Regions from separate parts of the Homo sapiens genome. Here region 2 is linked to region 1. Evidence: read pairs that join two places in POLR2A ChIA-PET (ENCODE). Cell type or tissue: B cell. All regions are shown on one strand. Each heading gives the region's core, and the rest is flanking DNA. Links, peaks and the distances in the headings are about the cores only. Region 1 overlaps ASPSCR1 (ASPSCR1 tether for SLC2A4, UBX domain containing). Region 2 overlaps CCDC57 (coiled-coil domain containing 57).

Region 1 (16,248 bases), core at 741-5,740:
TCCATGGTTGGTGGTTTCTTATCAGGAAATACCTGTGGGTTGTTTTGAAGAAACCGCAAGAGAGAAGGGCCTGGCGGGAGGTTGGCTGATGTCAGATACCAGCCCAGGGGTCTTTGGAAAGGGCTGCTTTCTGTTTATCCCTTAGGGAAGAGAGCCTGCAGATGTGTCTGATCTCCCACCCAGCCATGGCCAGGAACTCAGCTTTCAAGGTTTCTGGGGTCCCCTGGGCCAAGAGGAGGCTGGTTCAGTTGGTTGGGGGGGGCTTAGGGTTTCATTTTTATTTCTTTTTTATTTTATTATTTTTTGAGGTGGAGTCTCGCTCTGTCACACAGGCTGTAGTACAGTGGCGCTATCTCGGCTCACTGCAACCTCTGTCTCCCAGGTTCAAGTGATTCTTCTGCCTCAGCCTCCCGAGTAGCTGGGATTACAGGCGTGCGCCATCATGCCCAGCTAATTTTTGTATTTTTAGTAGGGACGGGGTTTCACCATGTTGGTCATGCTGGTCTTCAAGTCCTGACCTCAGGTGATCTGCCCGCCTTGGTCTTCCAAAGTGTTGGGATTACAGGCATGAGTCACTGTGCCTGGCCATTTTTCTGAAACAGAGTCTTGCTCTGTCACCTAGGCTGGAGGGCAGTGGCATGATCTCAGCTCACCGCAACCTCTGCCTCCCGGGTTCAAGCGATTATTGTGCCTCAGCGTCTTGAGTAGCTGGAATTACAGGCACGTGCCACGCCTGGCTAATTTTTGTATTTTTAGTAGTGACGGGGTTTCACCATGTGGACCAGGCTGGTCTCAAACTCCTGACCTCAAGTGATCCGCCCGTCTTGGCCTCCCAAAGTGCTGGGATGATAGGCGTGAGCCACTGCACCTGGCCTCATTTTTCTTTCTTTTTTTTGAGACGGAGTCTCGCTCTGTCGCCCAGGCTGGAGTGCAATGGCGCGATCTTGGCACACTGCAACCTCCGCCTCCCGGGTTGAAGCACTCCTCCCACTTCAGCCTCCCGAGTAGCTGGGACTACAGGCCTGTGCCACCATGCCTGGCTAATTTTTGTATTTTTAGTAGAGACGGAGTTTCACCACATTGGCCAGACTGCTCTCAAACTCCTGACCTCAAGTGATCTGCCCGTCTGGGCCTCCCAAATTGCTGGGATTACAGGCATGAGCCACCGCGCCCAGCGCATTGTTACTTCTCAGTGTTCACCTGCCCGTGGTCTGTGTGGTGGTGTCTGGTGGGAACCAGTGAGTGCGATTTTGAGGCAGGTCCTGCAATACCATAGCCATGTTTTCAGGTGCCCTTTTCCTCTGCTAATGGTACCACTTGCTTACAAAGTGCAGCCGGTGCAGAGGAATGCAGCCCCAGGCGTGAACAGTGCCCTCCGCTCCAAGGTTCCCAGCCTGCCTGCCCTCGGGATCCCCCGATCTGCTATCCTGTCTTGACGTAGACATTTCATGTGGCAATTTCCAGACTCACTTTTCTGGCCAGTGTTGATATAGCAAAGTTTGTTCTCTCTTAATTCTTCCAGATGCCCCTGGGCTGTCTGAACTCTCTTCACTAGTTGTCTCCGACAGCAGCTTGCATTTCCAAAGTGAGGCCAACCACTTTGAGTATATTCAGATTTTTCTTTTCTTTTCTTTCTTTTTCTTTCTTGTTTTCTCTTTCTTTCTTTCTTTCTTCTTCTCTTTTTCTTTTTCTTCCTTTCTCTTTTCTTTTCTTTTCTTTCCTTTCCTTTCCTTTTTTCTTTCACAGAGTTTTGCTCTTGTTGCCCAGGCAGGAGTGCAGTGGCATGATCTTGCCTCACTGCAGCCTCTGCCTCCCGGGTTCAAGCGATTCTCCTGCCTCAGCCTCCCGAGTAGCTGGGACTACAGGCCTGAGCCACCATGCCCAGCTTATTTTTTTGTATTTTTAGTAGAGATGGGATATTTTTGTATTTTCAGTAGAGACGGGGTTTCACCATGTTGGTCAGGCTTGTCTCAAACTCCTGAACCTCAGGTGATCCGCCTGCCTCGGCCTCCGAAAGTGCTGGGATTACAGGCGTGAGCCACTGCGCCCGGGCAGTCAGGTTTTCTGTGGTGGCTCCAGCCGTGACGGCCGGGGTCTGTGACACTCCAGCTTCCGCGAGTGCAGCAGTGTTCACGCCCCAGTCGTTCTCTCTGTGTTTTCCGAGCGTCTGCACTGGGGCTGTCAGCACCCCAGACTCTGAAGGAGCAGCCCCCTCGGCGTGCACCGAGGCCCACATCTCCCTTTTTCCTGCTCCCTTCTGCTTGCAGGAGGCCCCATATGATCGGGGACCCGCCTTGTGCCTCTGCAGGTCATGACGTCCCGCTGTTGGGGAGCTGCCACAGGACGTGGATGGCGGGGCGTGGATGGCGGGGCGTGGATGGTGGGACGGGGATGGCGGGGCGTGGATGGCAGGGCGTGTCAGGCTCTGCAGGGCAGCAAGTGTGCTCTGGTCTGTCTTGCAGGTTTCAGAGGAGCGTGCTCGACCTTTCTCTCCAGTGGAGATTTGCCAACCTGCCCAACAATGCCAAGCTGGAGATGGTGCCCGCTTCCCGGAGCCGTGAGGGGCCTGAGAACATGGTGGGTCGTGCTCTGGGGGAGGCTGACTGTGTGGGGCACAGGATCGTTCAGCTGGCCAGGGACGGGGGACGGGACAGTGGGGGGTGCTGGGGAAGGAGGGACATGAGTCTTAGCACCAGTTCTGCCTTCCCTGGGTTGGGCCCAAACAGCTTCCTGTTTTTTGATAACTGGCAACTGAAAATGAGCATCTCATGTTTTTTTTTTTTTGAGCTGGAGTCTCGCTCTGTCGCCCAGGCTGGAGCTCAGTGGCGCAGTCTCGGCTCACTTCAAGCTCCGCCTCCCGGGTTCACACCATTCTGCCTCAGCCTCCCGAGTAGCTAGGACTACAGGTGCCCGCCACCACACCCGGCTAATTTTTGTATTTTAGTAGAGGCAGGGTTTCACCATGTTGGCCTGCTGGTCTGGAACTGCTGACCTCATGATCTACCCGCCTCGGCCTCCCAAAGTCCTCCCAAAGGATTGCAGGCGTGAGCCTCTGCGCCCCGCCCACGTCATTCTTCATGTGGAAGTTTTTCTTTCTTTCTGGGGTCAGTTGTGCCTTCCCTGGCTCAGGGTGTCAGCAGCATTCACCCACCAGCCTGACCACCTGCTCATAGAATTGCCCAGAATGTTAGAGCCGAAAGCGCTGCATGGATGCCGCAAGGGCAGCCTGTAATCCCAGCACTTTAGGAGGCCGAGGCGGGCAGATCACCTGAGGTCAGGAGTTTGGGACCAGCCGGCCAACATAATGAAACCCCGTCTCTACTAAAAATACAAAAATTAGCCGTGGGTGGTGGCGGATGCCTGTAGTCCCAGCTACTCAGCAGGCTGAGGCAGGAGAATGGCGTGAACCCGGGAGGCGGAGCTTGCAGTGAGCCGAGATTGTGCTGCCACTGCACTCCAGCCTGGGCGACAGAGTGAGACTTTGTCTCAAAAAAAAAAAAAAGAGCAGCAAACATTTACCATCTCATGTGGCTTCTGAGGGTCAGGAATCTGGGAGCAGCTTAGCTCAGTGTCTGTCCTGAGGCTGCAGTCAGGTTCGGTGGAGCTGCAATCTTTTGAAGCCCCCACTGGGACACGAGGACTGTCTCCAACACAGTTCACTCCTGTGGCGCCTGCATGTACCCACACACACCCACACACACCCCCACACACCCACATACCCGCACACCCGTACACACCCCCACACACCCCTGCACACACCCCACACACACCTGCACACCCCCGCACACACACCCCCCACACACACCCACACACACCCCTACAGCAACGTGCACACACCCCCACACCCGCACACACCCGCACACACCCCACACACCTGCACACACCCACACACCTGCGTGCACACCCCCCCACACACCTGCACACACCGCCCACACCAACATGCACACACCTCCCCCCCACACACACCCACGCACACACCTGTACACACACACCTACACATCTGCGCACATACCCGCACACACCTGCATGTAAACATGCACACACACGCACATCTGCACGCACATGCGCACACCTGCACACACCCACACACCAACATGCACACATCCACACACATACCTGCACACAACTGCACACCCCCGCACACACCCACACACACATATGCACACACGCACGCACACCTGCACATACCTGCACACTCACATGCACACACGCATGCTGGTGCAGCCCTGCCGGGGAGCCTCCAAGGCCCTCACTCCAGAGTGAATAGGAGGGTAGCCTTCTCCGTGGGGGTCAGCCTCTCCCTGGAGGCCAGGGCGGGGCAGTCACCCTCTCTGTGTCTGGAGAATCAGTCTGGGATTTAGAAGGAATAGTTGCTTTTCTTCCTAAGGAAGTTTCTCATGTCTTATACCCTCCAGGTTCGCATCGCTTTGCAGCTGGACGATGGCTCGAGGTTGCAGGACTCTTTCTGTTCAGGCCAGACCCTCTGGGAGCTTCTCAGCCATTTTCCACAGATCAGGTGAGCATCAGTGGGCTGGGGGCTCTTCCCTACCCTGTTTGCTGGGGAAGCTGCTGTGGTTACTGGGTCTGGTTCAGAGCTGGACACCCAAGCTCTGTGCTGGCCTGTGGTGCCTCTTGGCACTTTGCAGTCCTTTGTAGAGGAGGGGTGTGTGGGCTGCCGGTTCATGAGCAGCAGCCTCGGGGATGGCTGGTCACAGCTCATCGTTCTGAGTTTCCTGGGCCCAGCGGCCCAGCCTTGCCCACCTAGAAGAGCAGGAATGTGCTTCTGTCCTTGTGGGGGCCTGGTGAGCACTAAGGGGAGACGTTCGGTGCTGGGGGCAGGGCTCCCCATGCTTGATTCCCCTGGATGGGATCATAAGGTCTCTTTTTTTTAAGAGGCAGGGTCTCACTATGTTGGTCACCTAGGCTGCTCTTGAACCCATGGGCTCAAGAAATTCTCCCATCTCAGCCTCCCAAAGCGTTGAGATTACAGGTGTGAGCTCCTGTGCCCCACCAGAAAATCTTCCTAATAGTAATTGGATGGCTGGGCACAGTGGCTGGGCACAGTGGCTGGGCAAAGTGGCTTGCACTTTGGAAGGCCGAGGCTGGCGAATCGCTTGAGCTCATGAGTTCAAGACTAGCCTCGGCAACATAGTGAAACCCCTTCTCTACAAAAAATAGAAATGTTAGGCCAGGCATAGTGCATGGTGGTGCGTGCCTGTGGTCCCAGCTATGCCAGAGGCTGAGGTGGGAGGATCACTTGAGCCGTGGAGGCAGTTGCAGTGAGCCGAGATCGCACTGCTGCACTCCAGCCTGGGCAACAGAACGAGACTCTGTCTCAAAAAAATAAATAAATAAAAATAAGTAATTGATGTGTATCAGTTTCTGTCGGTTAATGGTTTAAACGTTGTTCCTGAATGTGTAAAAATTGGTGCTTTGTCAATTTGGGTCTTTTCATCGTTGGCTGGAAGTCTCTGTCCACAGTAAAAGGCTCAGCAGAATGGAAGGGACTTGGGGCTGGGGTTTGCTGTGAGCCAGGGGGTTCTCGCCCTCCCCGGGCCTCAGTTTCCTCACCTGTGCCCCGGCTGGTGTGTGGATGGGGTGAGTTCATGTCTTGAGGACCGAGCATAGGGCCTGTGGGAAGGTGACCGCGCGTCGGGCGCTGGGAAGGTGACTGTGCGTTGGGCGCGCTTGGTGGCCCCAGGGCTGGGCCTGCTCCCGTCTGACAGTAGTGCCGCGCTGCATGGCACGGGTGTTGCGTTCGTGGGTGAGAGCGCTGAGGTCTGCACGTCGGGTCTCAGTGGTCATGGGGATGGAAGCCACCCCAGTGGCTGTCGGGGTGAATGGAGGCCCCTGGAGATGGCAGCGGGTTAAGCACGAGCACGGAATTCTCCCTCCCAAAACGGAACTCAGACAACAGTGACGGAGCCTAAGAGCAAAGCCAAAGCCACGGGCAGGGGTGAGCGGGACCCGAGGCAGGAGATGACGGAGCCTAAGAGCAAAGCGAAGCCACGGGCAGGGGTGAGCGGGACCCGAGGCAGGAGGTGACAGAGCCTAAGAGCAAAGCGAAGCCACGGGCAGGGGTGAGCGGGACCCGAGGCAGGAGATGACGGAGCCTGAGAGCAAAGCGAAGCCACGGGCAGGGGTGAGCGGGACCCGAGCCAGGAGTGGCGCCGGGCAGGGAGGCAGGCAGCCCCAGGCGCTGTGTGGGCACTGGGTGAGAAGCAGGGATCCCGGCGCCCTGGCTCTGTGCTGCTTCCTGAGACGAGAGTGGCAGAGGGCAAGAAGAAAACCAAACAGCGCGGGGAACAGAAGTCAGGAAAGATGAACGTCTGGAAGGAAATGCCCCTGGGCCGGGCGGTGCCCCCGGGCGTGAACAGAATCCAGTGCTCCCACAGGCACAGGTGCTTGGTGAGGGCCGTCCTCCCTGGCTGTGCTGTCAGTCCTCAGATGGGGATGGAGGTAAGGAAATGGCCCAGAGTGGCCTGGGGCTGCCACTGGGGAGGGGCCGAGGGTGTCTGGAGAGGTGGGGCCGGCATTGTGGTAGCATAAGCCTCTTCAACAGACTTTGTAAACCTCGTGTGAAACTTAGTTTAAGAAACAACAGGCTTGGCCAGGCGTGGTGGTTCTGGAAGTGGCTTTGGAGCTGGCTTTGGTGGTGGCTGTGGGGGTGGGTTTGGGCGCTTTGGAGGAGGTTGCAGTGAGCCGAGATCGCACCATTGCACTCTAGCCTGGGTGACAAGAGCAAAACTCCATCTCAAAAAAACAAAAAAACAAAAGAAACAACAAGGCTGGGCACGGTGGCTCACACCTGTAATCGCAGCACTTTGGGAGGCTGAGGCGGGTGGATCACGAGGTCAGGAGTTCGAGACCAGCCTGGCCAATATGGTGAAACTCCATCTCTACTAAAAATACAAAAATTAGCCGGGCGTGGTGGTGGGTTCCTGTAGTCCCAGCTACTCAGGAGGCTGAGGCAGAAGAATTGCTTGAACCCAGGAGGTGGAGGTTGCAGTGAGCCAAGATTGCACTCAGCCTGGGCAACAGAGCGAGACTCTGTCTCAAAAAAAAAAAAAAAAGAAACAACAGAAGTGGCTGGGCGTGATGGCTCACGCCTGTAATTCCAACCCTTTGGGAGGCCGAGGTGGGTGGATCACCTGAGGTCAGGAGTTCGAGACCAGCCTGGCCAACATGGTGAAAACCCATCTCTACTAAAAATACAAAAATTAGCTGGGCGCAATGGCTCATGCTTGTAGTCCCAGCTACTCAGGAGGCAGGAGAATCACTTGAACCCGGGAGGCGGAGGTTGTAGTGAGCTGAGATTGCGCCACTGCACTCCAGCCTGGGTGACAAAGCAGGACTCCGTCTCAAAAAAAAAAAAAAAAACAAGAGCAAGTGGGGCAGCTCTTTCGAGACACCAGGGACAGCAGGAGGTGGTGGGGCCGTTGGTGGTAAAGCCCGGAGCCCCCAGCCTGCGGCCCTGGTCTGTGTGGCAGTGTGGGTCTGTCTGCGGGTGTGTCTGCACGTACACCTCATTTGATGAACACTCACACCTGTGGTGGAGAGTGATTTGTGGCTGACTGTTGTTGCTGGTGAATATGCTGTGGACATCTTCCTGAAGGGTCCCGCACCTGTCACTCCTCACAGCCATGCTCTTCCGTCGTGTGGGTGTCATGTGGGTGTTGCGGGGCATCTGGCTGTGTCTCAGGGCATCCCGGGCAGGGTTGCAGCAGAGTGTGCAGCTGGAGGCCTTTGCACCTGGTCACCCACCCCAGCTTCTCCTGTGGGCTAAATTCCAGAGGTGGAATTTAAGATAGGGCTTCTTCACATTTCATTTCCAGGCCGGGCATGGCGGCTCTCACCTGTAATCCCAGCACTTTGGGAGGCTGAGGCAGATGGATCACCTGAGGTCAGGAGTTTGAGACCAGCCTGGCCAACATGGTGAAACCCCGTCTCTACTAAAAATACAAAAAGCAGCTGGGTGTGGTGGTGAGGGCCTGTAATCCCAGCTACTTGGGAGGCTGAGGCAGGAGAATCACTTGAACTCAGGAGGTGGAGGTTGCAGTGAGCCGACATCACACCACTGCATTCCAGCCTGGGCGACAGAGCAAGACTCTGTCTCAGAAATAAATATTAAATAAATTTCTAAAAGCTCAGACCCAAGCTTTGTCCCAGAAGCTGGAGTTTGCTAACCATGGAGCAGGATATGGACGAGGTTTCATAGTGGGTGGCGTTGCCAGCCCCACGGTGAGGGTGGAGTGCCTGGTGGGCTCTCTGCTGGGAGCTGGTCCCCAGCAGGTCTGCATGAGGGAGGGAGGCTCTCGTGCCTAGTGTCCCTGCACTGGCCCAGGAGGCTTGGGGAGGCCTTGGGAAGTCCAGGTGTCCGCAGAGTGGGACGGGCGGGAAGCTGATGTTTCTTCTTTCATGTGTTTCGGAGGAGGTCTGAGTCCAGGGACAGTGTAGGCGCTGTGCTTCGAAGGGGCGTTCTGAGGCTGGGGGCTGCAGGCCTGTAGCGTGCCCAGGAGTTGCCCTGGGACAGAGCCTGCTTTGTGTATTTGGGGACCCCTGGGTGATTTCCTTGGATGGACACTGCCACGTGTTTGAAACGTTGCAGCTCCACTGCGAGGGTGTCACTGTAGCACGCAGCCCTGGCCCGACCAGCGTCTCAAGCAGCAGGGGCCTCAGGGATACCAGCGAGCCACACGTCGGCCATGGAGGTGACTCACATTTTCTTTTCTTTCACCCAGGCTGGAGTGCAGTGGTGCGATCTTGGCTCACTGCAACCTCCGCCTCCCGGGTTCAAGCAATTCTCCTGCCTCAGCCACCTGAGTAGCTGGGATTACTGGCGCACGCCATCACGCCTGGCTAATTTTTGTATTTTTTTTAGTAGAGACAGGGTTTCACCATGTTGGCCAGGCTGGTCAGGTGATCAGCCCGCCTCGGCCTCCCAAAGTGCTGAGATTACAGGCGTGAGCCACCACACCTGGCCAATCACTCACTTTTTCTTGTAACCGCATTAAAGAAGAAATAAAAACAGGTGTCATTAATTTTAGTAATACGTGTAGTTAACTCAGTATACCCAAAATACGACTTCCTGGACACGTAGTCAGTAGAAAAGTGAGCCGTCTCATGCTCTTGTTGTGCAGAGTCCTTGAGACCTGCATGTATGGTGCACTTGGAGCATCTCGGTCTGGGCCGGGTCCTCGTGGACTGGGCGCTCTCCACTCTGCTTCTCAGGCTCTGCTGCAGGGAGGGCGTCAGGAGACAGAGGCTGCACACTGCTGGCTTCGAGCTTTCCCATTTTCCCTATAGTCTGAAGGTTCTGCCCAGCACAGAGGGGTGTGAACAGCCACGCCGAGCTCTGGGGGACACTGCTCTCCGCCTGCCTGGTGGGCCTGTGTCTGAGTTTGGGATCTTCCACGCCGAGCTCTGGGGGACACTGCTCTCTGCCTGCCTGGTGGGCCTGTGTCTGAGTTTGGGATCTTCCACGCCGAGCTCTGGGGGACACTGCTCTCTGCCTGCCTGGTGGGCCTGTGTCTAGTTTGAGATCTTTATTACGGGGAGTGTGCCTTCCGTGATAGGAGACGCATGAGATGGAAATGAGGATTTCATGGCCTACGGGCCCTGGGGGTACACGGCCCTCCTGGAGGCACCCGGAGGAGGAAAGGGAGTACCTTTCTGACCAGCATCTTTGCTGGGGTACAGATTGTTATGCTAACGGGTTTCCTATGAGGAGTTTCTCTCCATGGGTTTAGAGCCAGCAGGCACTAGCCCCAGGAGGTCATACTGTGACTCGGGGGATACTGTAGCACGTCTGGGCAGTCCACGAGGGCAGGCGGGCGAGTCCCGTAGTTTGAATCCCACGTCCCGTAAGGACCTAGTTGCCAAGTGGTGAAAGGCAGGGGTGTGGATGGACCATGCTGAGCTGCTGGGAGCAGGAAGAGAACCGGGGACTGTTGTGGGTGACCGAGACCTGCCGTGGAACGATGCCAAGGGTGAGCCGTGGGAACTCACACAGCAGCTGAGCCGCTTTCCATCTGAAGACCGTGAGGGAGCAGGGTGGGCTTTCTGTAAATCAGATTCATGAGCTCAGCCATGGAGGGGATTTGTCCTCTCTCAGAGGTGCCCCCGGGCTGTGCTGGCGTGGGCACCCCAGGTGGGAGTGGCCCCCAGTGTGCCCGGCCCCTGGCTGGATCTCTTCCCAGGCCCCCAGCCCTCTGCTCCCAGCCTTGACTCAGTGCTTGGGGGCTGGCTGAGTGCATCTCAGCCTGTTCCTCCTTCTGTAGGTAAAGCCGTGGCTCCGGGAAAGCTGGGTGATTTCTGCAGCCCTCTGGGTGTGCTGGGGTGTAGGGATGGGCTGCTGGTGAGGACAGGGCTCTGCCAGGTGGAGCACTGGCCTGTGGCCACACTCAGGGTGGGTCTGTGCATGCTGCTGGGCCAGCTCAGAGCTCTGCGGCCCGTCCCTGTCCATCCCTGCCCGTCCCTGTTCATCCCTGTCCGTCCTTGTCCATTCCTGTCCATCCCTGTCCATCCTTGTCCATCCCTGTCTGGACCTGGCTGGGTTGAGAAGGCCGGAGCCTGCCCCAGGCTCTCCCAGGCTCTGTCTAGCCGCTTGGCGGCTGGGCTGTCATGTGGTGGGTGATGCCCTCTGCGGGCCTCCCTGAGCCCAGTGGCTCCTGGCCTGCAGCCACAGCTTCTGTTCCCGGCAGGGCGCATGCTGCTGCCTGGGCTCTCGTCAGCACCTGTGTTTGCGCCCGGCTTTGTCATACCCAGACAGGACATGAACACAGAGAGCTCTAGACTCACTGCCTTGTCCCCAGCACACAGCCGCGCCTTGCCGGAGCGGGGCCCCAGCGGGGCGGGGTTTGTGGTGCATAAAGAATATGCCCTCGAAGCCAGCAGCAGAGGCGTGTCTGCCCTCCTGGCCGTCCCGCTGGCTTCTGGCCCTGGCCGGGTGGGGAGCTCTGCTGGCTGGAGAGTGTGTGAGAGTGTGCCAGTACCCTGCTGCGAGCAGGCACCCGCGGAAGCGCCCCAAAGCACTTCTTGCATTTCTGGCTTCGGAGCATGGTGTCTGGTGGCTTGGCCTGGCCTGGGGTCCCCGGGAGGCCCTGGGTCTTGCCCCTGCGGACATTGGGACTTGCAGAGGTCTGCGTGGGGGAGGGGGAGTAGGGGCTGTGTCTCCTCGGGCGCTGGAATTTCCCCCGGGCCCTGGCGTCCTGCACACTGGGCCGGCGTAGAAGGTCTGGAACCGATTGCCCACCACCCCTCCCTGAGATCCCGCATGAGGGAGGGAATCTGATCCCTCTGGAGGAGCCGCACATCAAAGCCGGGCTGGCGTTTGATGTCACGCTGCTGTGCTCTGTCCCTGTTTGTGATTTGAGGTCCCCAAGCTGGCGGTCAGTGCCGGGGAAGGACTGTGAGTTGGGACTCTGGCCACCCCTCAGCCCAGGCCTCCCCAGCCGTAGAGAAGTGGCCTCATGACCATCTCCGGACCCCTGGCCATCTGTGTCATGCTGGGGAGCGGGGACCCTGGGCCCTCCCTGTCCCCCTTCCTGGCCCTGGGGGCTGTGCTTCCTTGAGGCCTCTCTCTGCCTCTGTCCGGGTTCTGCTCCGGCGCATTTTGAGGCCTTGTGTTTTCCTGAGCCCTGCGTCTCGGGGCCTCTGGGCCGAGTCTCCAGCCATTTGGAGGGAAGGCAAATCCAAGGCCCTTTGTTGGCTGCTCTGTGGGACGGGAGCTTAGGGAGTGTGTCCCAGCCTGTGCGCAGAGGACACCCGCCGTGTGTGTGGTGCGCACGTGCTCCACAGGCTAGAGGCCCTTGGGGAAGGGGCTCCCCTGTAGGCAGTGGACCCAGGGAGACCATGGGGCTAAGTCCACGACCCTGTGGGGCCTCTGCAGCCAGACCAGGCTGTCAGAGTCGGGGCCTGGGTGGGAAAGGGATGCCCCTCCCCCAGGATTGAGGACGTGAAAAATAAAGGCCACGAAACAAAAGAAAACACGTCAAACCCACACACGTGGCCGAGTCCCCAGGTGTCGGGGCTGGGCCTGTCCTGGGTGTGGCACCTTGGGCTTTTCTGCTTGGTCTGTTCTCATTTCAGGGAGGCAAGTCCTGCCCTTTTTTTTGTTTTGTTTTGTTTTGTTTGTGTTTGAGACGGAGTCTCGCTCTGTCGCCCAGGCTGGAGTGCAGTGGCGCGATCTCGGCTCACTGCAAGCTCCACCTCCTGGGTTCACGCCATTCTCCTGCCTCAGCCTCCCGAGTAGCTGGGACCACAGGCGCCCGCCACCACGCCTGGCTAATTTTTTGTATTTTTAGTAGAGACGGGGTTTCATTGTGTTAGCCAGGATGGTCTCGATCTCCTGACCTCGTGATCCGCCCATCTCGGCCTCCCAAAGTGCTGGGATTACAGGCGTGAGCCACCGCGCCCGGCTGAGTCCTGCTCTTTCAAGTAGGTCAGCAGATCCCAGGGTCGGGGCACGGTGAGTGCACAGTGGACCCCTGCGGCCCTGTAAGCACACAGGTGGGTTCAGGCGGAGGCCGAGAGTTCCTGTCCCAGCATCCCGCTCTGTGCATGGATGTGCACGTATGTCTCGACCTGGACACTGCAGCACCCTGCCCTCTGACCCTCCCAGTACCCCCCATCCCGGAGGGTTGCTGCAAGCAGTTTCCAGCCCAGCTGTTACCTAATCTTTATCCCCTGTGTTCTGGTCACCAGCTCAGCCTGTGTCTTCCTGTCCCACCTGAGCCCTTGCAAGGCACACTGGCCATAGGGCCTGGCAGGGCACCTGCATGACCTGAGGCCGGCCCTGGCCTCCCCTTTGCCTAGGCTCTGGCCATCTGCCCCCTCCTCTCGGATTCCCCTCCCTGGAGAGGGACTGATGAGGGGCATCTGCAAGGAAGGCCTGAGAAGGGCTTTTGTTTTTCTCAGTGGGGAGGATTTCACGGTGGGGAGTTGGAAACGCAGAGGCAAGCCCGCCTCATGCAGCAGGTGCCACCAGCAGTTCACATGCTCTGGGGCTGGATGTGACGGCATGTGCCCGTCTCCCGGGCTGCCATGCACATCAGGCATGTGTGGGAGGCGTGCTGCATATACCTGCCCACCCATGCACGGGTCCAGCTGTGCCTCCTGCGGGGCGAGGCTCAGAAAGACACTGGTGGCAGAGTCCGACATGGACTTATAAGCACGGCCTCCCCGGCCACAGGCAAGCGGGCGTGAGCGGAGTGCAGCGCCCCTCCCTCCATGCTTCGGTGACATCAGGCGTCGGCTTTGAAGGAGGACATCAGGCGGTGGAGACAGGGGCACCTCCTCTTAGTGGGCGGCTTAAGATGAAAGCCCAGACGTCGGTACCCTGACTCTCAGGCTCCTGAGTACAGGTGTCCGTGAGCCGCATTCCGGAGCCAGTGCTGCTCGCCCCTCCTGTGCGGTCCCTGGGCCCTGCCGGCAGCTCCACGTCCTGCCAGCGGCCCCGAGACTGGAGGTCTCGGGGGGAGCCCCCAGGCCACGCACCACAGGCCAGGGTCCTTGGGAGCGCCCCCGGCTGTCAGGTGCCTCCTTTTGGTGGTTGTGGGGCGCAGTGGGGCTGAGGTCTGTGGCCTGGGCCTGGGCCTGGGACGCTGTCCTGGGTGGGTGCTGGGTGAGGGCCCCACACCTTTGCTTTCCGAGTCTCCTGCCCCAGGGCCTCCGTGGCACTGGTTGAGCTGCCCTGGGGTACCTGATGGTTTCTTTCCTCTCCTCCCAGGGAGTGCCTGCAGCACCCCGGCGGGGCCACCCCAGTCTGCGTGTACACGAGGGATGAGGTAGGCGGCCTGCTCTTGCTCACCCAGTCCCCGCTCACTTTCAGCCCACTTTCCAACTGGAAAATCTGCTGTCCCGCAGCCGTCTCCAGGGCAGTGGCGGGAGACTCGGGCTCTTGAAAGCACGACGTGTTTCATGGAAAAAGAGGGAGTGGCCGGCCCTCGGAGCCCGGGCTGCCCCGAAACCTCCCTCGGCGCCCTGTTTGTTTTTTCAGCTTCTCTCAAAGCCCAAGAGTCACAAAAGTGGTTTCATTTAATAAATATTTGCTTTGCTCGGTGTTTTGATCATTTTCAAAACCGAGTGTGGCGTGGCGCAAGCAAAGCCCGCCGTGGCGGGACCCTCCTAGCGCTCGTCCCTGGCCTCACAGGGGCCTTTTGTTTCCACGCTGGCTGAGTGCCCTTTGCTGGGGTGGGGGGGCACTGGCCCGGAGGGGCCCTGGGGGGCCAGGACATTCCCCGCATTTATCCCCATTTGGAAGCTCCCTGGCTGGGGCTGTGACGGGGAGGTTCAGGTCTACGTCCTCCCTTGAGGGGATGAGCCACGGGGCTCAGGACCCAGGCCCAGCACTGTCCTGAGGCTGTGGCCCTCAGGGACCCTTACACCCTTTGGCTTTTGTGCTGGGCCATTGACTGTGCCCTCGCTAGAGGCAGCTTCTCCACCCCTTCCTCACAGGTCAGAGTTAGCGTATGGGACGTGGCCAGCCAGGCCCGATCCCTGCCCACCCCGAGCTGAGCACCAGGAATGGCCACCCCCGTGGGTGACAGCACGTTCCTGCCTCTCTCGCTCCGGGCAGTGGGTCCTGGCACCAGGGCTTCCTCCTTGCAGCCCAGCTCTGCCAGCCCAGGCCTCAGTGAGCTTGGGTCCCAGCTGCGGAGACCAGGCTGGGGGAGACACGGTCAGGCATGGGCAGCAGGTCCTGCCCCGGCTGCAGACCAGACTCAAGCTGGGCCTTGTGGAGGGTGTGGACCGGCAGGGGCCAGATGTGGGGGGTGGGTAGGATGGAGGCCAGAGAGGGCACGTGGCCTGTGGTCCTGGTGGTGCCGGTGCCCGGAGGGCTTCCCTGGGCTCTGGGGTCCCGGTGCAAGGCGCACCTGTCCTGGCTGCTCCTCCTGCAGGTGACGGGTGAAGCTGCCCTGCGGGGCACGACGCTGCAGTCGCTGGGCCTGACCGGGGGCAGCGCCACCATCAGGTAAGGGCAGTGCTGCTGGGGCCGAGGAGTCTATTTAGCTAAAAAAAAAAGTGGTCTCAAAGGAAAGGAGAAAGGACACGTGGCAAGTGGGGAGTAGGTGTACCCAGGCCCTCATCATGGAGAGCGCCTGGTGGCCTCTGCCTGCCTGTGGGCGTGGGGGCTGGGCTGCCCCGACCTCATCTCTGTGTCCCCCAGAGGGGCGGTGGATCTTGGGAGGGCGCATGGGGCAGGAGAGGGTGAACCGGGGGCGGGAGAGGGTGAGCCGGGGGCGGGAGAGGGTGAGCCTGGGCCGGGAGAGGGTGAGCCGGGGGTAGGCACCACAAGGTGCTTCCCTTGTCCTCTGGCCCCACTCAGGTTTGTCATGAAGTGCTACGACCCCGTGGGCAAGACCCCAGGAAGCCTGGGCTCGTCAGCGTCGGCTGGCCAGGCAGCCGCCAGCGCTCCACTTCCCTTGGAATCTGGGGAGCTCAGCCGCGGCGACTTGAGCCGTCCGGAGGACGCGGACACCTCAGGGCCCTGCTGCGAGCACACTCAGGAGAAGCAGAGCACAAGGGCACCCGCAGCTGCCCCCTTTGTTCCTTTCTCGGGTGGGGGACAGAGACTGGGGGGCCCTCCTGGGCCCACGAGGCCTCTGACATCATCTTCAGCTAAGTTGCCGAAGTCCCTCTCCAGCCCTGGAGGCCCCTCCAAGCCAAAGAAGTCCAAGTCGGGCCAGGATCCCCAGCAGGAGCAGGAGCAGGAGCGGGAGCGGGATCCCCAGCAGGAGCAGGAGCGGGAGCGGGTAAAAGGGGCTCTAGGCCTTGGGACTTGGGGGTGTCCTTTCTCCTGATGTGTAGCCCTGCGTGGCTTTAGCTGGTCAGCCTGGTGGCGTGGCCGTGATGCGGGCAGAGGAACCCAAACGCGCAGAGGAACCCAAACGCGGGGCTCTGGACAGGAGCCTTCTGACTTCGCCCAGGAAGGAATTTAGGGGTAAGCAGGTGGTAGAGAAAGTAGCTTTACTGAGACGGTGGCTGTGTCTGCTCCGGGATGAGGCCGTGTCCGCTCCGGGATGAGGCCGTGTGGGCTCCGGGATGAGGCCGTGTTGGCTCCATGACAAGGCGGCAACTGTGTCAGCTCCGTGTTGGCTCCGTGATGTGTGGCACAGAGCAGGGCCGCCCTGGGGTGGTGCATGGAGGGCAGCAGCTCAGGGCATGGCCGTGGTCACATTTACATCCACTCAACTACATGCACGTTAAGGGGTGGGGCATTCAGAAATCTCTAGAAAAGGGGTGGTA
Region 2 (16,248 bases), core at 5,010-10,009, 160 kb after region 1:
TTTATTGACTTCCCCTAAACTATGAAGGGTTATTCTTTACTTTCTATGTAATCTGTTCAGACAGCAAAGGTGCTGTCTTACCAGGGTAATTTTCCGTGCTTTTGTTGACTTATTATGTCTTGATGGTTTCAGAAAACAAAGCTTCCCATGCTTATGAAAGAGCTAAGTTTCTCTATAACTGTTCTCTCCTATGTTTAAGCTTTTTGTCACTTTCACGTGGGTAGCTAAATATTATTTCTCAGGTACCCATGAGTCTTAATGTTCAAATCTCCTGACATTTTTTTTTCCTTCTCAAAATTGAATTCTAAATGTCAAATAAAATAAAGCTTTCAGGAGACTTTTCTTTTTTTTTTTTTTGAGATGGAGTCTCGCTGTGTCGCCAGGCTGGAGTGCAGTGGCGCAATCTCGGCTCACTGCAACCTCTGACTTCTTGGTTCAAGCGGTTCTCCTTCCTCAGCCTCCCGGGTAGCTGGGATTACAGGCACCCGCCACCATGCCTGGCTAATTTTTGTATTTTTAGTAGACGCGGGGTTTCACCTTGTTGGCCAGGATGGTCTTGATCTCTTGACCTCGTGATCCACCTGCCTCGGCCTCCCAAAGTGCTGGGATTACAGGTGTGAGCCACTGTGCCCAGCCCCAGGAGACCTTTTATATTTAAAATGATCTATGAGATGTCCTAGAAGTTCCCTGGAAAATCACAAAATTTTTTTCTTATAAAAAGAGAGGTATTTGAAATAATTAGGTACAAGGTGGGGTGTGGTGGCATGCGCTTGTGGTCCCAGCTACTTGGGAGGCTGAGGCAGGAGGATCTCTTTTTTTTTTTTTTTTTTTGAGACGGAGTCTCGCTCTGTTGCCCAGGCTAGAGTGCAGTGGTACAATCTCGGCTCACTGCAAGCTCCGCCTCCCGGGTTCACGCCACTCTCCTGCCTCAGCCTCCCGAGTAGCTGGGACTACAGGTGCCCACCACCACGCCTGGCTAATTTTTTGTATTTTTAGTAGAGACAGGGTTTCACCCTGTTAGCCAGGATGGTCTCGATCTCCTGACCTCGTGATCTACCTGCCTCAGCCTCCCAAAGTGCTGGGATTACAGGCATGAGCCACCGCACCTGGCTGAGACGGGAGGATCTCTTGAGCCAAGGAGGTCAAGGCTGCAGTGAGCTGTGATCACACCACTGCCCTCCAGCCTGCATGACAGAGGTCTCTATCGAAAAAAAAAAGTAAAAAGAAAAAAGATGTTAAGGAAATGATTAGGTTTCTTTGATGTGTTAGGATTGATGAGTGCCACGGGAAGACTGCCGAGTCGGAAGAGACGCATGGCCTGCCCCGGGTCGGAAGAGACGCGTGGCCTGCCCCGGGTCGGAAGAGACGCGTGGCCTGCCCCGGGCTGTGTGTGTCAGGTAACTTGTTCGTCTGAGGCACTGAGGAACTGTGTGCTGTGCTGCACGGAGACGTCCCGGGTGCCCACGGCGCTTCTCTTCATTAGAGTCCCGAAGCCATTTGCCAGATGCTGTCAGCCGGCAGCAGTCCAGAGCTAGCAGGCATAAACCCCGTCACTGCCGTTACGTTAACTTAGGTGTCACCTTACTTTAACGTGAGCTGTGCATCTCTGATGCCCAGAGTTTGTAGCAGGGCGACCGTCACTCACTCTGGGGCTGTGTTACTAGGCAGACGGCCACCGCCTGCCCCACACTTTTTGCCTCTCCACTGGATATTCTTGGTATAGTCATGGAATAGTCAGCTTCACACTTATCTGTAAATAATTTCCTCTGTAAAAATCATGCTCATCCAGTTTTAGAAATCAGATATTCTGTTTCTGGCATCTTTGAAAACAGCGTCAACGTCTTGGATTAACTTTGTCTAGAACTCTTTTTTGGACTCTGTTTCCAGATGTCTACAGGACAAGCAAATGTTCCTTCTCAGTTGCATTATTCTTGCTATGAACAGACCTTTCACTTTGAAAAGTGGCAGTGGTAAATTCACCATGGCCATGTGCAGTCTTTTGTCATCCACAGTTTTTTTATTTTTATTTTTTGAGACGAAGTCTCAAAGAAGACTCCTGACCCAGGCTGGAGTGCAGTGGTGGGATCTCGGCTCACTGCAACCTCCGCCTCCTGGGTTCAAGCAATTCTCGTGCCTCAGCCTTTCGAGTAGCTGGGATTACAGGTGCCCACCACCACACCCAGCTAATTTTTGTGTTTTTAGTAGAGATGGTGCTTTGCCATGTTGACCAGGCTGATCTGGAATTCCTGACCTCAGGTGATCCACCTCCCTCATTCTCCCAAAGTGCTGGGATTACAGGCGTAAGCCACCACGCCCAGCCCCATCCACGATTTTTGTGTTACTCTGATGCTCCCCAGAAAGCTCAGAGTGCTTCTTCATCTTGAACAGGGACTGTCTCAGAGCCTGGGAAAAGGACTGGGCAGGCACCATGGGCACAGGCTTCTGATGGCGGCATTTAGATGACACTGAGCCCATCCCAGGACTCAGTCTCTAGTCGAGAAGCAGATGGATTGTTGAGACCAAGAACCAAGATGGAGTGGAACAAGAACGGACCTCACAGGAGGGGATGAACCGATGGTGGAGGATGACAGCTTTTGTTAAGAATACGGCTGATGTTTTTTTAATGTTCTACTTTCTGGATATATAGAGAACTCTTCCTCTTTCCTCTGAAGCTATGTACAGTCCACACAAATTTTGTAGTCTCTGCTTTTGTGAATCAAAACAGAACATTTGTAAGTGATACCTTGTTTTTTTTGTTTGTTTTTTTTGAGACAGAGTCACGCTCTGTTGTCCAGGCTGGAGTGCAGCAGCGCAATCTCGGCTCACTGCAAGCTCCGCCTCCCCAGTTCACGCCATTCTCCTCCATCAGCCTCCCGAGTAGCTGGGACTACAGATGCCCGCCACCACGCCCAGCTAATTTTTTTGTATTCTTAGTAGAGACGGGGTTTCACCATGTTAGCCATGGTGGTCTCAATGTCCTGACCTCATGATCTGCCTGCCTCGGCCTCCCAAAGTGCTGGGATTACAGGCGTGAGCCACCACGCCTGACCAATTTTTGTATTTTTAGTAGAGATGGAGTTTCACCATGCTGGTCAGGCTGGTCTCAAACTCCTGACCTCAGCTGATCCATCGGCCTCAGCCTCCCAAAGTGCCGGGATTACAGGTGTGAGCCACCGTGCCCGGCCAGGGATATCTTACTCTCCCGGCCTGAGTCCTCCAGAATTCAGAAACTTGTTGAGTACTCTTACTTTCAAAGTAATATAGTTATTTGCATAGTTTCAATGAGAATCTTTGTTTTTTACCAGGACTGGAATTGGAAATACTTCTTGTGTAACCAAGGCCCTGCATGGAAGGCCAAATCTGAGAAGACGCCCATTTAGTCAGTCACCAGCAGCCACTTGTAAGGAACCACAGCGATGTTACAGAGCCCACATCCACGAAGCCCTCCAAGGAGAACCCGGCACAGCGCCTGGCTTGTAGGATGGCAGGTGCATCTGGAGGGCATTGCCTGGCAGGCCCAGGAACCTGGGCTAGTTTGGAAACCTTAAGAAAGGAATTTGCTCAAATTTATAGGGCAGGTGAAATCTGGCGGGTTCTTGGCTTGGTTTTCTAGCCTCAGGACAGCAAGCAAGAGGCTTTTATTTATTTTATTTTAAATTATTTATTATTATTTATTTATTTATTCTTTTTTTTGAGATGGAGTCTCGATCTGTCACCCAGGCTGGAGTGCAGTGGTGTGATCTCCACTCACTGCAACCTCCGCCTCCCAGGTTCAAGCTATTCTCCTGCCTCAGCCTCTTGAGTAGCTGGGATGACAGGCACGTGCCACCACGCCCGGCTAATTTTTTTTTTTTTTTTTTTTTTGTGAGACAGAGTCTTGCTCTTGTTGCCAGGCTGGAGTGCAATGGCATGATCTCGGCTCACTGCAACCTCTGCCACCCTGGTTCAAGCGATTCTTCTGCCTCAGCCTCCTGAGTAGCTGGGACTACAGGCACCTGCCACCATGGCTGGCTAATTTTTGTATTTTTAGTAGAGACAGGGTTTTGCCATGTTGGCAAGGCTGGTCTTGATCTCCTGATGGACCTCGTGGTCCACCTGCCTAGGCCTCCCAAAGTGTTGGGATTACAGGCGTGAGCCACCGCGACTGCCCTAAAATTATTTTTTAAAGAGGCTTTTAAAAGTCAATCTGAAATTCTTTACGGAAACTTCTAAGAAAGCAAACTTAAGAATGCAGAGATGGTGAATTAGCACTCTCGCTGCACCTATGGAAATAACCAAGCCATCTACAAACCAGCTCCATTTTGTGAGATCAGGAACAACCTTTCTGATCCTTTTGTGGTTCATCCGCCTGATGATTGGGTTTTCATGCAGACGTGTGAGCTGTGCCTCCCTCAAGCCTTGTTACAACATCCGACATCCGCACATTACCTGTCTGATGCCCGGGGAAAAAACACCTTTCTTTGAGATTACTTTCCATCAAAAGCAGAGAAACTGTAGGGAAAAAAAATGAGCTTCCGTAGAAACTGCTTTGTCTACTGCACTTCCACTGGGTTATCTGCGTCCAGCCCCTCATTGTCTTTGCGATTTGAGCTGCTTTGCGATTTTACCACTGATAGGCATGCGGATTCTGCCCTGCCTGCCTCTCCCCTCTACCAGAACCAGTTCTGCCTCCATCTGAAACTCGATTCTTTTACTCCATGTAGATTTGTGCTTTTTTGACCTTTCCTTGGAACTGGTTACAGCATCTGTCCAGTTTCCTCATTGTTTAATGAACAGAATACAATCCTAAACAAATGCTCATTTTTCATATTTGGGAGCCACATTTTACTTCTTTCTGAAAATTATCTTTTAACGCATAGTTAAATAAGTATTGCTGGACACAGTTAAACCTCAGTAAGGACACTGTATTATGAACCAGGATGAGCCATAGCTGTCCTGAACATTTCTGCTCTAAGTAACACAGCACTGAAGTTGTGTTTGTTTTTTTTTTTTCTTGAGACGGAGTCTTGCTTTGTCGCCCAGGCTGGAGTGCAGTGGCGTGATCTCAGCTCACTGCAACCTCTGCCTCCCAGGATCAAGCGATTCTTCTGCCTCAGCCTCCCGAGTAGCTGGGACTATAGGCGCGCAACACCAAGCCCGGCTAATTTTTATATTTTTAGTAGAGATGGGGATTTCACTGTGTTGGCCAGGTTGGTCTTGAACTCCTGACCTCGTGATCTGCCTGCCTCAGCCTCCCAAAGTGCTGGGATTATAGGCGTGAGCCGCTATGCCCGGCCTAGCACTGAAATTTATAAAACATGATGGTGAGAAGGAGAAATGGACAAAATCACAGGAGCAATGGAGGATTTTAACACTTTGTGGCTTTTGGCAGTTCAAATTGAGGAGCATAAATAAATTTATAAAGAATATCAATACGTATATTTAATATGGTTGTTAAATAGAATAAAATAAAAAGTAGTATTCCGCACATTTGGTTTAATAAATAACCAAAGGAATTCTGAAATTCCCCCTAACAAGTAGCTCGTGAAATAGAAAAACAGCCCACACTGGCCGGGTACGTGGCTCACGCCTGTAATCCCAGCACTTTGGGAGGCCGAGGTGGGTGGATCACCTGAGGTCAGGAGTTCGAGATCAACCTGACCAACATGGAGAAACCCCGTCTCTACTAAAAATACAAAACTAGCCGGGCGTGGTGGCACATGCCTGTAGTCTCAGCTACTCAAGGCCGAGGCAGGAGAATTGCTTGATCCCATGAGGCGGAGGTTGTAGATCGCGCCATTGCACTCTACAATGGCAACAAGAGTGAAACTCCGTCAAAAAAAAAAAAGCCCACAATGGCAGGCTATAGAGACAATGATTACACTGACAGTACTATCCCTCAAAACCTCTGGGGCTTGGCCAAAGTGATACTCATGAAAACTCTCACCTTAAGAAATGCAATTACTAAGCAAGAAAGAATAAAAATAAATGTGAAACATTCAATCTAAGAAATCAGGAGAAGAACAATAAAATAAACACAAGAACAAAAAGAGAAAAGATGGAATGGGAATTACTTCTGGTCAAGATACTGAAACCATCCAGTGGTTCCAGACAGCGACCTTTGAGGAAACCCCTGGAAAGGGGGAGGGGTGCTCTTACACACACACAGGCACACACACACACCCCACACGTGCACACACCCCACACGCGCACACACCCCACACGCACACACACGTGTCAGGGAGCACGTCTGACATGCCCCGTAAGATCTCCAGAAGAGATTAGACAGAAATGGAAGAAAGCAGTGTTTGAAAAACAATGACTGAGAATTTTAAAGAATAGAAAAACAACCAGCCAACCAACCTAAAATTTGGTCCTAAAATTTAAAAAACATACAGATTCCTGAGCAGGATTCAGGGAAACAAATCCACACTTAGACACAACAATGGTAAAACAGGAGCACCTAACAGATTGGGAGAAAAGTCTAAAAACAGCTTCCCCAGGCCGGGCGCAGTGGCTCACACCTGTAATCCCAGAACTTCAGGAGGCCAAGGCGGGTGGATTGCTTGAGCTCAGGAGTTCGAGACCAGCCTGGCCAACATGGTGAAACCTGTCTCTACTAAAAATACAAAAAAAAAAAAAAAAAATTAGCTAGGCTGAACCCGGGAGGTGGAGTTTGCACTGGGCCATGATCATGTCACTGCACTCCAGCCTGGGCAACAGACAGCAAGATTCCATCTCAAAAACAAAACAAAACAAAACAAAAAACAGCTTCCCCAAAGGCACTGAGATCAGACTGATGGCTGACCTCTCTGAAGACATAAGAATATTATCTTGAAAAGAAGTTGAGCCGGGCATGATGGCATGCATCTGTAGTCCCAGCTACTTGGGAGGCTAAGGCAGGAAGATTGCTTTAGCCCAAGAAATAGAGACTATAGTGAGCTACGATGGCACCACCATGCCAGCCTGGGTGTCAGAGCGAGACCCCATCTCTTTTAAAAAAAAAAGTAGTAGAAAAATGTCAACATACAGAAAATTCTATTTCCAGCTAAACCATCATTCTAGAAAGTCATCTACAGATACATAGCATGTACTCCCCACAGACTCTTGCTGAAGGAACTGACAAAGCAAAGGGCAGAGATCCCTGAATAAAAGTCCATTTCCCTTTTCTCTTTCCTAGAAAAGATGGGGCTGCCTTGTACCTGAGTCTGAGTATAAAGCCTTGTGTCCGATCAACTGCTCTCCAGGCTCCTGGAAGACCCCACTGTGGTAAACAGGGAACCGAGGTCAAGGAGCAGGCCTGGGAAGAGCTTCAATCAACTGTTTCATAAAATGTGAGCAAAAGTTATTACTTCCAACTCAATATATTGTTATAAGATTTTAAATACGTACGTGTCATTTAACTAATAAATTAAATGTAAATAGATACTTTACTATTTATGCACATATGCCTAATAAAGAGTATTGAGTCAGCTGCCAACTATTGGGAAACAACAAAGCGAGATCCCTAATTTGTTCTTTTTCACTAGATCATTTCCCGATGCATTAAAGACTCAGCAGGAAAATGACATGACGATAAAATACAAGTGGCCCCACAGTAAGCCCCCTACATACACACAAAATTAAAGAAGCACAAATTTAAAACAGGAAATCCTTTTACCTATTTAGATTGGCCCTCCAAATCAATTTTATTTCTTTTCTTTTTTTTTTTCTTTTTTTTTTTTTTGAGACAGAGTCTCGCTCTGTCACCCAGGCTGGAGTGCAGTGGCTTGATCTTGGCTCACAGCAAACTCCACCTCTCGGGTTCGAGATTCTCCTGCCTCAGCCGCCCGAGTAGCTGGGATTACAGGCACGTGCCCCAACACTTGGCTAATTTTTTTTTTTTTGTATTTTTAGTAGAGACGGGGTTTCATCATGTTGGCCAGGCTGGTCTCAAACTCTTGACCTCAGGTGATCAGGCGGTGGCTCACACCTGTAATCCCAGCACTTTGGGAGGCTGAGGTGGGCAGATCACTTGAGGTCATGAGTATGAGACCAGCCTGGCCAACATGGTGAAACCCCGTTTCTACTAAAAATACAAAAATTAGCTGGGCATGGTGGCGGGCGCCTGTAATACCAGCTACTTGGGAGGCTGAGGCAATAGAATCGCTGGAACCCGGGAGGCGGAGGCTGCAGTGAGCCGAGATCGCACCACTGCACTCCAGCCTTGGCAACAGAGATTCTGTCTCAAAAAAAAAAAGTTAGCTATCATAAAGAAGTTTACTAGAAACAACATTTTAAGGAATCCCAGCTTTCTACAGGATCAAGGAAATGCCATGTGCAGCTGATTTCTGGAAGGCGCAGAGGGAGGGTGAGCTCCAGGCACTGCCCACTCTGTGGGCAGAGGGGCCTGCAGGCAGGGTCCCACAGCACCTGCCTCCTGCTTCCCCCTGCAGGCCCCTGAGTGGGGCTGTTCTCACTCCCCGCCCTGGTCTCGGCCGGAACCCTGTAGCAGGCAGGTGAAGCTCCTTATCTCAGAGGGGGCCCACCATGTCACCTGCTGGAGTTGGCTCCACAGTCTGAATGGGGTGTTGGCAGGAACCAGTGTCACCAGAGCACAGGGGACGCCCCGGCACCTCCCCCCACAGCCATCTATATGGGCACCGGCAGCATGAGACAGGCTCTATGCCTGAAAGCAGCCGAGAGCCAGTGAAGTGGCGGTCAGCTTGCTCCCTGCGGGATGCGGCCCCTTCCCAGAGGCGGACAGGTGAGGACATGCACTGAGGCAGCTGCAGGTGACCCCTGGGCCACCGGTGCTGGGGCAGAGTAGCTGTTGTGAAGTGGACTAGAGAAGCATCTAGAAACAGCCACAGGCAGAGCAGGTCCTGCTCAGCCCCCTGGCTGGACGGCTGTCCCACGTTGAATAATGATGATATGTTTGTCACAGCTGGCCATTCTGTACTACTTAATGATTGCAGCCACATCATTTATGAACCGGATAAGTGATCTTAGGAAAAAAATGCAGATAGACCAGTCAGTCTTGCCTAAACCTTTGCAATCAGGACTCATCTTTTTTATTTTTTTAAATGTTTTTAGAGACTGGATCTCCTGTGCTGCCCAGGCTGGAGTGCAGTGATTATTCACAGGCAGGATCATACCCACTGCAGCCCCGACCTCCTGCGCTCAAGCAATCCTCCCACCTCAGTCTCCCAAGTAGCTGGAACTTCAGACACACAACACCATGCCCAGCTAAGAACTCAATGTTTAGGTGGGGAGGACGGCCTTCCCAAAAAGAAACAAATGGGGTATGTTTGGTATAATCAAAGCCAAACCAAAAGTCCCCATTCTTCTCTTCTCACTCTACTTTCTTCTCTAAATTGCCAATAAATCGACAAACTTCCATTGAGTCCTCCCTATGGATGTGTGCATGCATGCACACACACGGTCTAACATACAAATGCATGTGTGCACACAGTCTCACATACAAATGTATGTGCACAGTCTCACACACAAACGTGTGTGCACACAGTCTCACATACAAACGCACATGCACAGTCTTGCACACAAACGCTTGTGCAGTCTCGCAAACAAACGTGTGTGCACACACACAGTCTCACATACAAATGCACGTGCACACACACAGTCTCGTCTCGGGAAGTGCTAGGATTACAGGCGTGAGCCACCACACACAGCCGAGGAAACATCTCTTTAGCCAGATTTGGGCCTGGCGACATAGGAACTGAAGAAGGCAGAAAGTATCTGGCACTCAGCAGGGGCTCCTCTACTGGATGGGTGGATGGATATATGGATGGTAGGTGGATGAGTGACTGGATGATTGGATGGATGGGTGGATGGGTGAGTGAAAGGATGGATAGGTGGGTGGGATAAGTGGTTGGATAAATGGATGGATAGGTGGGTGCATGGGTAGGTGGATGGATGGATGGATGAATGGATAGATGGATGAATGGATGGGTGGATGCAAAGATAGATGAATGGATGGATGAATGGGTGGGTGGGTGGGTGGATGGATGGGCGGATGGATAGATGGATGGGTGGGTTGGTGGATGAGTGAGAGTGGCTAATTGGATACATGGGTGGATAGATGAACAGATGGATGGGTGGGTGAATGGATGGATAGATAAGTGGGATAAGTGGTTGGATGGATAGATGGATAGGTGTATGGACGGATGGACAGGTGAGTGTGTGGGTAGGTGGATGGATAGATGGGTGGGTGGACGGATGGATGGATACATTAATAGATGGATGGGTGGGTGGGTGTACGAATGGATGGATGGATGGGTGGGTGGATGGATAGATGGATGGATGATTGGGCGGGTGGGTGGATGGATGGGTGGATGGATACATGGAAGGGTGGGTGGGTGAATGGATGAATGGGTGGGTGGATGGATGGATGGATAGATAGGTGGGTGGATGGATGGGTGGGTGGATGGTAGATGGATGGATGGATGGGTTGGTGCGTAGATGGATAGATGGATGGGTGGGTGGGTGGGTGAATAGATGAATGGGTGGGTGGATGGGTAGATGGATGGATGGTTGGATGGGTGGGTGAATGGATGAATGGGTGGGTGGATGGATGGATGGATAGATAGGTGGGTGGATGGATGGTAGATGGATGGGTGGGTGGGTGGATGGGTAGATGGATGGATGGTTGGATGGGTGGGTGAATGGATGAATGGGTGGGTGGATGGATGGATGGATAGATAGGTGGGTGGATGGATGGTAGATGGATGGGTGGGTGGGTGGATGGATGGATGGGTGGGTAGATGGGTGGATGGATGGATGGGTGGGTGGGATAAGTGGTTGGATGGTTAGATGGATGGATGGATGGATGGATGGATGGATGGATGGATGGATGAATAGATAGGTGGGTGGATAGATGGGTGCGTGGATGGTAGATGGATGGATGGATGGGTGGGTGGGTAGATGGGTAGATGGATGGATGGATGGATGGTAGATGGATGGATGGGTGGATGGATACATGGATGGGTGGGTGAATGGATAAATGGGTGGGTGGATGGATGGATGGATGGATAGGTGGGTGGATGGATGGGTGGATGGGTGGGTGGGTGAATGGATGAATGGGTGGGTGGATGGATGGATGGATAGGTGGGTGGATGGATGGGTGAGTGGATGGGTAGATGGATGGATGGTTGGGTGGGTGGGTGGGTGGATGGATGGGTGGGTGGATACATGGATGGGTGGGTGGGTGAATGGATGAATGGGTGGGTGGATGGATGGATGGATAGATAGGTGGGTGGATGGATGGGTGGGTGGATGGTAGATGGATAGATGGATGGGTGGGTGAGTAGATGGATAGATGGATGGGTGGGTGGGTGAATAGATGAATGAGTGGGTGGATGGGTAGATGGATGGATGGTTGGGTGGGTGGGCAGACGGATGGGTGGATGGATACATGGATGGGTGGGTGGGTGAATGGGTGGGTGGATGGATGGATGGAAAGATAGGTGGGTGGATAGATGGTAGATGGATGGATGGGTGGGTGGGTGGATGGATGGGTGGGTGGGTAGATGGGTGGATGGACAGATGGATGGGTGGGTGGGATAAGTGGTTGGATGGTTGGATGGATGGATGGATGAACAGATAGGTGGGTGGATGGATGGGTGGGTGGGTGGATGGTAGATGGATGGATGTATGGGTGGGTGGGTAGATGGGTAGATGGATGAATGGATGGGTGGTGGATGGATGGTAGATGGATGGATGGGTGGGTGGACGGATGGTTGGGTGGGTGGATGGATGGATGGGTGGGTGGGTAGATGGATGGATGGGTAGATGGGATAAGTGGTTGCATGGATGGATGGATGGATGGATGGGTGGATGAATAAATAGGTGGGTGGATGGATGGGTGGGTGGATGGCGGATGGATGAGTGGGTGGATGAATGGATGGGTGGGTGGGTAGATGGGTAGATGGATGGATGGATGGATGGGGGGGGTGGGTGAATGGATGGATAGATGGATGGGTGGTTGGATAGATGGATGGATAGGTAGGTGGGTGGATGCATGGAGGAACAGATGGATGACTCACTGAAACACTCAGTCATAAAGCCAGTGCCCCTTGCCTTTCTTAGGAAGTCAGCTCCGGTGTCTGTGTCCAAGATGCCCAGCCTCCACCTCAGTCAGGAGACACTGCTGCCTTTACCTGGAGAAGTCTGCGGCCATCTTCGCTGCTCACCACAGAGCCGCACAGAAATGCCGGCTGCTTTGCTAACCTGCGGTGTTGTTCTCACAAATGCTGCCAGCGAAGTGGGTCCCCAGAGCGCCCGCAGCTAAGATGAGGTCCTGCTCTGTGCAGTGGCCTCCGACCAGGCCCCGCTCACAAGAGGGGCTTCTGTGCTCCTTCGGGCCTTCCTGAGAAGGCTGCGTCCAGAGCCCTCCCACTGACCCCAGGCGCACACCCAGAACCTGACCCGCACCCAGAACCAGGCGCACACCCAGAACCTGGCCCGCACCCAGAACCAGGCGCACACCCGGAACCTGACCCACACCCAGAACCAGGCGCACACCCAGAACCTGGCGCACACCCGGAACCAGGAGCACACCCAGAACCTGGCGCACACCCAGAACCAGGCACACACCCAGAACAAGGCCCACACCCAGAACCTGGCGCACATCCAGAACCAGGTGCACACTCAGAACCTGACCCGCACCCAGAACCAGGCGCACACCCAGAACCAGGCGCACACCCAGAACCTGGCACACACCCAGAATGTGACCCCCACCCAGAACCAGGCACACACTCAGAACCTGGTGCACACCCAGAACCTGACCCACACCCAGAACCAGGCGCACACCCAGAACCAGGCGCACACCCAGAACCTGACCCACACCCAGAACCAGGTGCACACCCAGAACCTGACCCGCACCTAGAACCAGGCGCACACCCAGAACCAGGCGCACACCCAGAACCAGGCGCACACTCAGAACCTGACCCGCACCCAGAACCAGGCGCACACCCAGAACCTGGTGCACACCCAGAACCAGGTGCACACTCAGAACCTGACCCGCACCCAGAACCAGGCGCACACCCAGAACCTGGTGCACACCCAGAACCAGGCGCACACCCAGAACCAGGCGCACACCCAGAACCTGACCCGCACCTAGAACCAGGCACACACCCAGAACCAGGCGCACACCCAGAACCTGGCACACACCCAGAACCTGACCCGCACCCAGAACCAGGCGCACACTCAGAACCTGGTGCACATCCAGAACCTGACCCACACCCAGAACCAGGCGCACACTCAGAACCTGACCCGCACCCAGAACCAAGCGCACACCCAGAACCTGGTGCACACCCAGAACCAGGAGCACACCCAGAACCAGGCGCACACCCAGAACCTGACCCGCACCTAGAACCAGGCACACACTCAGAACCAGGCGCACACCTAGAACCTGGCACACACCCAGAACCTGACCCGCACCCAGAACCAGGCGCACACTCAGAACCTGGTGCACACCCAGAACCTGACCCACACCCAGAACCAGGCGCACACTCAGAACCTGACCCGCACCCAGAACCAGGCGCACACCCAGAACCTGGTGCACACCCAGAACCTGACCCACACCCAGAACCTGACCCGCACCCAGAACCAGGCGCACACCCAGAACCAGGCGCACACCCAGAACCTGACCTGCACCTAGAACCAGGCACACACCCAGAACCAGGCACACACCCAGAACCTGGCACACACCCAGAACCTGGCGCACACCCAGAACCTGACCCGCACCCAGAACCAGGCGCACACTCAGAACCTGGTGCACACCCAGAACCTGACCCACACCCAGAACCAGGCGCACACCCAGAACCTGACCCGCACCTAGAACCAGGCGCACACCCAGAACCAGGCGCACACCCAGAACCAGGCGCACATCCAGAACCTGACCCACACCCAGAACCTGGCACACACCCAGAACCTGGCACACACCCAGAACCTGACCCGCACCCAGAACCAGGCGCATACCCAGAACCTGACCCGCACCCAGAACCAGATGCACACCCAGAACCAGGTGCACACCCAGAACCTGGCACACACCCAGAACCTGGCACACACCCAGAACCTGACCCACACCCAGAACCTGGCGCACCCCCAGAATCTGACCCACATCCAGAACCTGGTGCACCCCCAGAATCTGACCCACATCCAGAACCTGGCGCACACCCAGAACCAGGTGCACACCCAGAACCTGACCCACACTCAGGCCATGGCCTCCACTTCCCGGACTCACTTTCGGGTCGGCCCAGCTCTGCACGGAGCCTGTTCCCCATCTCGATGAGCTGCTCTTTCTCCAGGCGGAGGCTGATGATTTTTCTGGCTGCCTCCTTCAGCTTTCTCTGGAGTCGGTGCATAGATAAGGTCTGGGGGGCACGTGCCACTGACCGGAGGTGCAGGAAAAGCTCCCCCTGGTCCTCGGCCTCCATAGGCCCTCTCTTGGTGAGGCCCTGTAACAAAACTCACAGGCAGACACCCCTGTGAGGCTGCCCTCATGGGAGGACGCCAGGGGTGCCCACCCAAGGAGCCTCTTCACCTGCTCTTCCAGGGTGGGCACTGCTGGCTGTCACTGGGTGACATCCTTCCAAAAGAAAGACAAAAAGAGTCGCTGCTCCCAGTGCTTCAGTGGGTTCCTTCTCTTCCACAAATAGAATAAAGGCCCACAGATCTCCCAGGCCAGGGTGGCCCCCAGATCTCCCAGGCCCTCACAGCCCTCCGCCTCCTCCCCGCCATCCCTGCCTTCTGGTCATCTATGCCTTTGTGTCTTTCAAGTGAACACAAGGAGAATCTGAGGACACCCAACCAGCACAGCAGCTCCCCAGGGAGAGCAGAGAGAAGGCTGTGGCCTCCAGCAGTGCCCAGGACCCAGGAAGGCGGCCCAGGGAGAGCAGAGAGAAGGCTGTGGCCTCTAGCAGTGCCCAGGACCCAGGAGGACAGCTCCCGCCAGCGTGGCTTGGCCCTCCTCCACTCCTTGGGGTCCCTCCTTTCTCTACCTGCCAGCTGGACACCCCACAACCACCCTGCAGGCCGGCTGTGGCTTCCCTCCTGAAGCAGGTGCAGGGGGAGCACAAAGGCAGTGGAGAGGGAGGAGGCCGACACAGGGGCAGGAGCTGGCTGGGCTCCCCCTTAGCACCCCAAGCCTGGGTCAACCCTAGATCTGAGCCCCTGGGAAGCACTGTGTTGTCCTCACTCAGCCCAACCTGGACTTGCAGCCCACATCATTCCAGTGCTACAGAGTGCAATCCCAACACAAAGGGATGCCTGGACCAAAAATGGGGGCACAGGAAAAAGCAGTAGTGTCCAGGCCCTGGCAAGACGGGAGCCGACGACCTACTTCTCCCGTGCCACTCCTGGCCCCTGTAAGGAGCCAGGCTGCACCTGGCCCTGGCCACATGAGCTCCGAGTTCCTGGAACAGGCCAGCACACCCTGTCCCCGCCAGCTTCCTGGTGTGCCTTTCCAGGGCTGGCAGGTGCTGCTGCCTTCCAGGTGCTGCTGTTCTTTGGATGGCCTGGGGTGCAGCCACTGTATGCAGTGCCTCCGGGCATGTGCCGCAGGTTCATGTGGGACGCTCGGGGGCCGCGGGGGATGACACATCGAAGGGGAGAGATGTCTGCTTTCCTCTTGGACAGAGAAAGTTCTATGGTGCCGCAGGCCCCAGCTGAGGACGGGTGCAGGGCAGCCCCCATGAAGGCTCGCCACAGGCCTGAGCCCGAGTCCAGACTCGCTTCCTCCAGTAAGCGGGCCTCATGCCTGCTCCGTGAGCACCCTTGGCAAGTGTGGTGCAGAGGCTCACTCACCACCCTGGGAGAATAGACAGGAATGGGCTCTTGGGTGTGGGAGAGGCCAAGGCAGAGGGAGAGGAAGGGAGGCCTGTGCTGGTAAAACAGATTGCAGATGGCCTGGGGCTGGGGGAGAGGGGCCAGGCAGGTGAGACTCGCAAGTCCGGTTCTAAAACCCTGGATCCTCTACAGGAACACACTGGGTTATTTTGTTATTTTAACTGAAGAAAGAACAATCCCGAAAACAGATTTTGCAAACCTCAAAACACTTAGAGATTTAAGAGAAAATTCCGTCTTCAAAAGCAGTCCCCTCTCCCTGCAAAGTTACACCAGGCCCTGCGGCTGGTGCCAGGCTTGAGGGGCACTGAGGGGCCTTCTTGCTGTTGACCCCACAGGCAAAGGAAGGAGGGCATGGATCACAGGGCCCATGTCCTAGTCACGTGATTCTGCACACAGTGACCTGGGGGGCAGGGAGTGAAC

What was found. ChIA-PET counts read pairs that join two places held together with the same protein. Peaks named below come from ENCODE experiments on the same cell type or tissue, not always from the same donor. Only the 100,000 strongest peaks of a DNase experiment are listed, where the experiment ranks them.
Region 2: POLR2A ChIA-PET joins it to region 1 with 5 read pairs; 4 of 35 experiments call an interaction of 5 or more read pairs at or near these places.

Annotation. Positions count from the first base shown.
Region 1 is chr17:81,981,092-81,997,339 of GRCh38, forward strand. It overlaps ASPSCR1 (ASPSCR1 tether for SLC2A4, UBX domain containing), which reads left to right. Exons shown (of 16, transcript NM_024083.4): 3 at 2,463-2,577; 4 at 4,416-4,516; 5 at 13,730-13,787; 6 at 14,901-14,974; 7 at 15,329-15,755. Among named protein-coding and RNA genes, the nearest start is that of ASPSCR1, 12 kb to the left of the region's middle. RefSeq lists enhancers at 8,676-9,385, 10,096-10,803, 12,932-13,639. In B cell, for the core only: a CTCF peak has its summit at 1,621; a DNase peak (open chromatin) is centred at 2,730.
Region 2 is chr17:82,137,336-82,153,583 of GRCh38, forward strand. It overlaps CCDC57 (coiled-coil domain containing 57), which reads right to left. Exons shown (of 19, transcript NM_001394669.1): 15 at 14,225-14,438. It also overlaps the pseudogene LOC124904119. Among named protein-coding and RNA genes, the nearest start is that of FASN, 47 kb to the left of the region's middle. RefSeq lists an enhancer at 12,474-12,533. In B cell, for the core only: no CTCF peak of the experiment used is centred there; no DNase peak of the experiment used is centred there.